3 separate regions of the Homo sapiens genome follow, and regions 1 and 3 are each linked to region 2. The links are chromatin loops, found by intact Hi-C in ENCODE. Cell type or tissue: K562. All regions are shown on one strand. Region 1 overlaps PPP1R14C (protein phosphatase 1 regulatory inhibitor subunit 14C). Region 2 has its middle 49 kb from the start of IYD. Region 3 overlaps PPP1R14C (protein phosphatase 1 regulatory inhibitor subunit 14C).

Region 1 (2,500 bases), 150 kb after region 2:
GAGGCTGAGGCAGGACAATGACTTGAGCCTGGGAGGCAGATGTTGCAGTGAGCCAAGATCGCACCACTGCACTCCAGCTTGGGCTACAGAGTGAGAATCTGTCTCAAATAATAATAATAATTTTCTATCGATATGTTAAAATGATAATATTTTTGATACATTGAGTTAAATGTTACTAAATTTTTAAATTAAATTATATAATTGTATAAGAAGAGTAATTATATAATAAAGTTGTAAATACTCAAAACATGACTTTCTGATTATTTGGTGTTATCTGCCTATTCTTACGCTCTTAAGGTTACTTCCATCTCCTGCATCTGTATGGAGGAAGTACTTGTCCCTGCTCCTCCCCAGGGACTTCACAATGGTCACCTGAAATCAACCATGGCGAGGACTTACACTAAGGAAACTGGGCTGCTGTGAATCAAGGGTTTTTTTGTTTTGTTTTGTTTTGTTTTGTTTTGTTGAGACGGGAGTCTCGCTCTTTCGCCCAGGCTGGAGTGTAGTGGCGCTATCTCGGCTCACTGCAAGCTCCGCCTCCCGGGTTCACGCCATTCTCCTGCCTCAGCCTCCCAAGTAGCTGGGACTACAGGCGCCCGCCACTACGCCCAGGTAATCTGTATTTTTAGTAGAGACGGGGTTTCACCATGTTAGCCAGGATGGTCTCGATCTCCTGAGCTCGTGATCTGCCCGCCTCGGCCTCCCAAAGTGCTGGGATTACAGGCGTGAGCCACCGCGCCCGGCCGAATCAAGGGATTTTTTTCTCCCATGAGAGCCAGTTGTTAAACTTTCACCAGCAACTCACTGCATATATGTGAACCTCAAAGACAAAAAAAAAAAAAAAAAAAAGGGACGCTGTATTGTGTTAGGGAGAAGGAGTGGGGGAGGGAAGTAAAAGGGGAAGTGAAAACGGAAAGGGAGAGAGCAAGGTGGGAGGGGAGTGGGGGAGAGGAGAGTCGGGAGGGGAGGGGCCGCAGAAAGGGTGGGAGGAAAGCAAGGGGGAGAGGAAGAGGGGAGGAGAGAAGGAGAGAAAGAGGGGAGGAGAGAAGGGGAGAACGGAGACATGGAGAGAAAGGGGGAGTTCTTTTATGTGTTTAGTATCCCAAGGAAAACAAGGGTTCTATATATGTAAATTATTTCAGATAACTAGTATTCAACTCTTTTTCTTCAAATCTCTCTAAGGGATTCCTCGTGTGCCTGCCTTTGGGGTCTGAATGGCTCAGGTCACTCCTGTGGCCAGGCGTCCTGCCACACTGCCTCTCGGGACACGCTCCAGGCTGCAACAGGCTCAGAGCTCTCTGCCTTATACAGTATATAAGACAGCTCTGGTCTTCCGAGCTTTTTATAGATGCTCTGTCTCCTCCCTTACTGTCAGGCTGTCAGCTGTCACTTCTAGATGTTCTCCCAGAACGTATACCTAGCAGCCTAGTTTGTTGCTTCTAAATCTAGTGAACTAAAAAAGCAGAAAACCAAACTTGTTAGAAATGTGGCTAAAGTAAGAGCACAGAAGCTCTACATGGAAGCCCAAGGACCTCTGTAATAAATCAAGAACATACCCCAGCATACCCCAAAATATCGTATCTCTTTAGGGTCTCAAAGCTACTCTTTCTGCTTTTTGTTTTTTTCCCCCCCGAGACGGAGTCTTGCTCTGTCACCCAGGCTGGAGTGCAGTGGTGCGATCTCGGCTCACCTCAACCTCTGCCTCCTGGGTTCAAGCAATTCTCCTGCCTCAGCCTCCTGAGTAGCTGGGATTACAGGTGTGTGCCACCATGCCCAGCTAATTTTTTTGTATTTTTAGTAGAGATGGGGTTTGCCATGTTGGCCAGGCTGGTCTCAAACTCCTGACCTCAAGTGATCCGCCCGCCTCGGCCTCCCAAAGTGCTGGGATTACAGGCGTGAGCCACCGCGCCCGGCCTAATGTTTGTATTTTTAGTAGAGATGAGGTTTCACCATGTTGGCCAGGCTGTTTTTGAACTTCTAACCTCAAGGGATTCACCCGCCTTGGCCTCCCAAAGTGCTAGGATTACAGACGTGAGCCACCGCGCCTGGCCTCTTTCTGCTTTCCTTTAGGTTCCTTCACTCGGTTCCAAATGACTGGAGTTACAAAATTCCTGACTTCAAGGTTGGTGAGGTTTCACTAAATATATAAAATATTCACCTGAGACAAGCTGAAAATGAAATTGGACATGATATTAACTAAATAAGAACGAGAATCACAGTCCCATCACGGAAGTAACATTCACAAGCACCAGCCACCCTGTTCCCTTAGCAATCTGCTTCCTCCTCCTGAGGCAGGCCTGCTAGGAGGCTGCCTCTCCCAGTGGCCTCAAAAGGCTTCAGAGCAGCTCAAACTGCAGCCACCAGACATGGGCAGTGGTGGACAATAAGTGCTGGCGGAGGCAGCCCCATTTTCCAACAGCTACCGCCTGGAGCTGGCCCCAGTTTGGGGATCTGCTTGTCCCCTGCCCCTCTTTGTTCATATCCCCAGAGGAAAGGAGGA
Region 2 (2,500 bases):
TGAGCATACACTTTTATCATCAGGGCAACATTGTATTATTTGGGACATGTAGTATATAGAGAGAGATGGGTTTGAATCCTTCTTAAGGATACAAAACAGAACACAGAAAAAGAAAGACAACTATCTTAACATTTACCCAAAAAGTGATTTTTCTTTTGGCAACTCCCTGTGAGCCATAATGATTTCAAGATAAAAAGTTCAAAATTAAAAAAAAAAAAAACATTCTGTCTCAGTATGGAGAATGGATGGGAGGGCTTTTGCAACAGTCGAGGCAAGAAATGGCTTGTAACAGAAGTTTTACAGTGGGAGATGGATTTAAAATGCATTTCAACAATAGAACAGGACCTCCTGACAGATTAGATGTTGATGAGGAGGGGGAGGAGGAGGAATCAAGGCTAACTCAGAAGGTGATAGTTTATCAATGGTGGTGATATATCTTTTTTTTCCCTGAAAAAAAAATCCTTGGGAAAAAAGTTCCAATTGGCTGTCACTTCAAAATAACAAACCTGAATAAATATCTTGGAAAAAATGTATCATTAGTAACACTTGAAACCAAAAAAAAAAAAAAGAAAAGAAAAGAAAAAGTAGTTTCAGTCCAGGAATTGAACTGAAGTTAGAAAAATCTGCGTTCTTTTTGTTTTTTGTTTTTGTTTTTTAGCATCAAAATGTGAGATGAGAAGATCTGGGTTCTAATCAAGGTTTTACTACAAATCGTGTGACCCCTTTAGACTCACTTAATTCCCATAGCGCCTCAGTTTCCTCATCTGCAAAAAATGAACTAAATTGAAGAGCTCTGAAATTTTGTAAAACATGTGCTGTTAATTCTGAAGTTGGTTGGCTCCTTTTTACATCCTTACTGACTTTAGTCACGGTAAGTAGCACAATGGCTTGCATTTTCTCCAGATACTAATTCTCAGAACATAAGTTGTTTTTAATTTTGTATCTATGCCATCTTTGCACTCCAGGAAGAGCCCCCCCGTGTGGTTCCCAGTCCTAGAAAATCAGCACCTTTGCAAGGTATCCCAACGAGTGCACGGGCAGTGATAAAATACACCGCGGCTCCAGAGTGCATTTTATCTTGCGTAGGCCTTCCAAGCTCCACATGCTCCGTGCCAGGATTAGCTGAGAGGACACGGGGAAGCCACTGCTGACCAGGCTGAAACTATATCTGGGCTTGGGCTCAGTTGAAGGATACAGTGAGTTCCTTTTAGTGTGTGGCCTGGCCCACTGCCTGGACACACAGCTACATTCAGCCTCGTCTGCTGCTGTAACTAAACCATGTACCTCACTTCCTCAACTATAGGCAGGGTCATTTAGATTGAAGGCTGTATTTTGAGTCTGATTTGATTGACACACTAAATTTATTAAACAGTAGATTTTGTCTATCCATGTCACTATCTCTTATGAAGTGCAAGGAAGGCTCTGTTTTAAGAAGGCATGGCCTCCAGAAAGACACTAGCAAGGACCTCACATGCATAGAAAGGTCTTGAAGAAATCGAAACTCCATCCAAGTTCAAAATAGGCCCACCCCTTCTCCCCCTTTACTCAACAGACATTTGGTGATGTCCTTGCTGGACCTACTGTGTGACGAGCATGTGCCAGGTGGACAGGGAGCAGTGGCCACTTGCAGGGGTCTTGCTAATGCCACTTGTCCTAGAGAGAGACACCCAGAAACTCAGTCCTGGGAACCCTTTCCTCAATGAGCACAGCAAATCACTTTTCAGGTCATATGGAATCAGCTTTTGCAGGCGGTGGTCTCTGGATGACAATAACAGTCAAAGCACAACCAATCTGTCGAAGAGATGTTGCTCTTGCTTCTAGTGAGTAGTGTGAAAGGAAAATAAATCTCAGGACCCCAAAATCACTAAGCCCAAGGGAAAAGTCAAGCTGGAAACTGCATCAGGCAAACCTCCCTCCCATTTTATTCCTAAATAAGATAGCTACAAAGATTTTTTTTTTAAAGCTACCTACATCCCTCACCACTTGCCCACCAGGAAATTCCTTATGGGCCCCAAGATCTTTATCCTAAAACAATTCTGTTGAATTTCACCCTAACAATGTAAATTGATAGATTATCTTCACAGGTGCGGGACAAAGGACAGAACTCAAAGCCCTCCCTCTGCTCACCTGAGACAAATGCATATCTGATTGCTTTCTCTGATGCAAGCATACAGATTCAAGGAACTAGATGAAGGCATAAGTGACTTTTCCTCTAACCCCCTCTCACCTGTAAACTGTGTATTTGGTGAAAAGATGATCAAGGACTCAAAAGAATGCAATCATTTGTCTCTTATCTACCCATACCTTTAAAAAATGCCTTCCTCTTTCCCCAATGTCCACCCTTTCCCCTTTAAATATTGAAGCCTTCAGAATCATCTTTGAAGAAGGCACAGACCTGCCTCCCGGGCGCATGCTCTTAACCTTGGCAAGGTAGACTTTCTAAATTGATTGAGACCTGTCTCAGATACCTTTTGGTTCGTAGTAGAAAATCAGAATATTT
Region 3 (2,500 bases), 170 kb after region 2:
TGGGAAGGCACTGCCAAGTACCAGGCTAAGAACAGGTGCAAGCTAGACAGCTAGGGAGTGGGGGCAGGGGAGGGGGTGGAGGTGATTATGGCAGAGGGGCTCCTGCTGAGCTGCCTTAGGGACTCAGCTGATAGCTGAAACAGCAGGGCTGGGGGTGCCTAGAGACAAGTCCAGAGACTGGGGCAGGGAAACCCCTGAGCCCTGGTCACGTGCTAAGGGGCTCCTGCTTTATCCTGAAGGCTGTGCGGAACAAGATCCCACCTGGATTTTAGAAAACACACTAGCTGCAGCCCATGGAGGTGGCTCTGAAGCACCGTGGGGAGCTGGAGCAGGGACAGAGCGGGAGGCCCAACCCAGGAACCAGAGACCCTGCCACCTGCCCGCCATGTGGCCTCTGACGGAGGCCTGCAGCTCAAACTCCCTGTACTTCAGTTTCTTCACCTACCTTGCAGAGTTACTGCGAGGATTAAATTAGCACCCATGAAGGACAAGGTTTGCAATCAGCACTTCTTTTTTTTTTTTTTTTTTTTTTTTTTTTGAGACGGAGTCTCGCTCTGTCGCCCAGGCTGGAGTGCATTGGCGGGATCTCGGCTCACTGCAAGCTCCGCCTCCCGGGTTCACGCCCTTCTCCTGCCTCAGCCTCCCAAGTAGCTGGGACTACAGGCGCCCGCCACTACGCCCGGCTAATTTTTTGTATTTTTAGTAGAGACGGGGTTTCACCTTTTTAGCCGGGATGGTCTCGATCTCCTGACCTCGTGATCCGCCCGCCTCAGCCTCCCAAAGTGCTGGGATTACAGGCGTGAGCCACCGCGCCCGGCCGCAATCAGCACTTCTTAAATGGAGCTACTGGGAGCAATGGGAGCATCATAGCTAAGTGACTTTGGAATCAGTGTGAACTTGGACAAGGACAAGGGACAACTTCTCAGATCTCAGCTGCTTTCTCCAAAAAATGAAGAAATGAAGATAACACCATCTCCTTCATAAAGTTGTTGGGAGGATTGATGGTATGAGGTAAGATGCATAAATCTCCTGGCTGTCACCTGAGAGCTGGGTTAGTCCCAGCAGTAGTAGAAACAATAGCAGCAGTGGTGGAGGGTGCAGTAGCAGAAAGAGTGGTTGCCGTAATTTGAAAGAAACTGGACTACAGTGACCATTGCTATTATACAGGTGAGAAGTTACAAGGAGCTGGATTAAGGCAGTGGCAGGGACCAGTGGGGACTCATATTCCAGAGCTGTAGGAGCATCAACAAGACTTTGTGACTCCTGGGTGTGACAGCAAGGAGGAGGCAAGAGATAAGCATGCCACGTAATCTTGGGCTGGGACAACTGTGCACAGCAGCGCCTGCCGCCCACTGAGGGAAGTGAGGAAGAGGAGCAGGTTTCCTAAGGAAGATGAGAAACTCATTTTCAGACCAGTTGAATATGAGGTTTCTCTGGGGTACTAAGTGGCACTGTCCATTTCAAAGTTGTCTGAATACATCTGGCACTCAGAAAACAGATCAGGGCTAAAAATACAGAGTCACACGTTGTCCGCATATGGACAGCAATTAAAGCCACAGGAAGGGTCTTATCATCCAAAAACAGCACGCAGGAGTGAAGGAAAAAAAAACAAAACAAAACAAACAACAAAAAAAACAGAGAGCCAGGGCCCGAAGACAGAGAAATGTCATCACTGAAGAGCAGGCAAAAGAGGAAAAACCCAGAAAGGGAAGGAGAAAGACGGAGCGGCATGTGCGGTGGGGGAATACAGGGCGGAGGAGGGGAAGGTATTTGTGTGGTAGTGGGGGATGGTGGTGGTTTAAACAGAAGAGAGAGACTTCAACTTGTGTATATGCTGAAATGAATGGGCCAGAGAGGTTGAAAACTCAGCCAAGAAAGGGGTGTCGTGAATGAAGTGCCTGGAGGGTGGCTGGTCTAGCTTGCAGAGGAGGAGACTGGGAGGGCAGAGAACAGAAGAGGTGCCTTGAAAAGACAGGTGAAGGCTTGAACTAGCCCAGTGCAGGAAACAAGAGCAAGAGCATGCACTACAAAGTAAACCATGTGGCCAAAGCATGTGCCACATGGAAAATAAAATTCAGATTTGATTCTTCCCTCCATCTAGAAAGAGACTTCTTGACAGAGAGCTGTGGGCTAGGCGAGGGAGACCAGGGGCTGCCAGGTTGTTTTAGGCTGAGAGGAAAAGGACAAACAGAAGACAGCAAAAGCAAACATGTACCCACAGAGATGAGAACAGCAGGCAGAACTAGTGTAGCAGGGGCACGTTAGGAGCAAAGGAAAAGACAGTGGGTGGGACTCAGGGAAGATCACATTTGCAAAAGAATTCTGTCAACCTAAACTTCAAAGTCAATTGGCTACCATTACCACCTTTCAGTTCCTGTTTGGAGCAAGTAAGTCAATGAAGAAAGGTGTATTTTCCAACAGCACTGACATAAAGCTGTAAGGATGCAAGAATGTGATATGACTACAGTAACAAAAACACAGATTGACTTTTGCCCTCGCC

What was found. Peaks named below come from ENCODE experiments on the same cell type or tissue, not always from the same donor. Only the 100,000 strongest peaks of a DNase experiment are listed, where the experiment ranks them.
Region 1: a loop joins it to region 2, with 2.1 times the contacts of the local background. A loop is called at or near these places in 3 of 110 quality-filtered maps.
Region 3: a loop joins it to region 2, with 2.4 times the contacts of the local background. A loop is called at or near these places in 21 of 110 quality-filtered maps.

Annotation. Positions count from the first base shown.
Region 1 is chr6:150,166,500-150,168,999 of GRCh38, reverse strand. The region is part of intron 1 of PPP1R14C (protein phosphatase 1 regulatory inhibitor subunit 14C); the gene reads right to left. Among named protein-coding and RNA genes, the nearest start is that of PPP1R14C, 25 kb to the right of the region's middle. RefSeq lists a silencer at 581-630. In K562, no CTCF peak of the experiment used is centred here; DNase peaks (open chromatin) are centred at 349, 959 and 1,289; H3K4me3 peaks cover 1,283 bases.
Region 2 is chr6:150,319,223-150,321,722 of GRCh38, reverse strand. No RefSeq gene overlaps it. Among named protein-coding and RNA genes, the nearest start is that of IYD, 49 kb to the left of the region's middle. In K562, no CTCF peak of the experiment used is centred here; a DNase peak (open chromatin) is centred at 1,149.
Region 3 is chr6:150,150,158-150,152,657 of GRCh38, reverse strand. The region is part of intron 1 of PPP1R14C (protein phosphatase 1 regulatory inhibitor subunit 14C); the gene reads right to left. Among named protein-coding and RNA genes, the nearest start is that of PPP1R14C, 8.4 kb to the right of the region's middle. In K562, a CTCF peak has its summit at 1,340; DNase peaks (open chromatin) are centred at 1,287 and 1,777; H3K4me3 peaks cover 912 bases.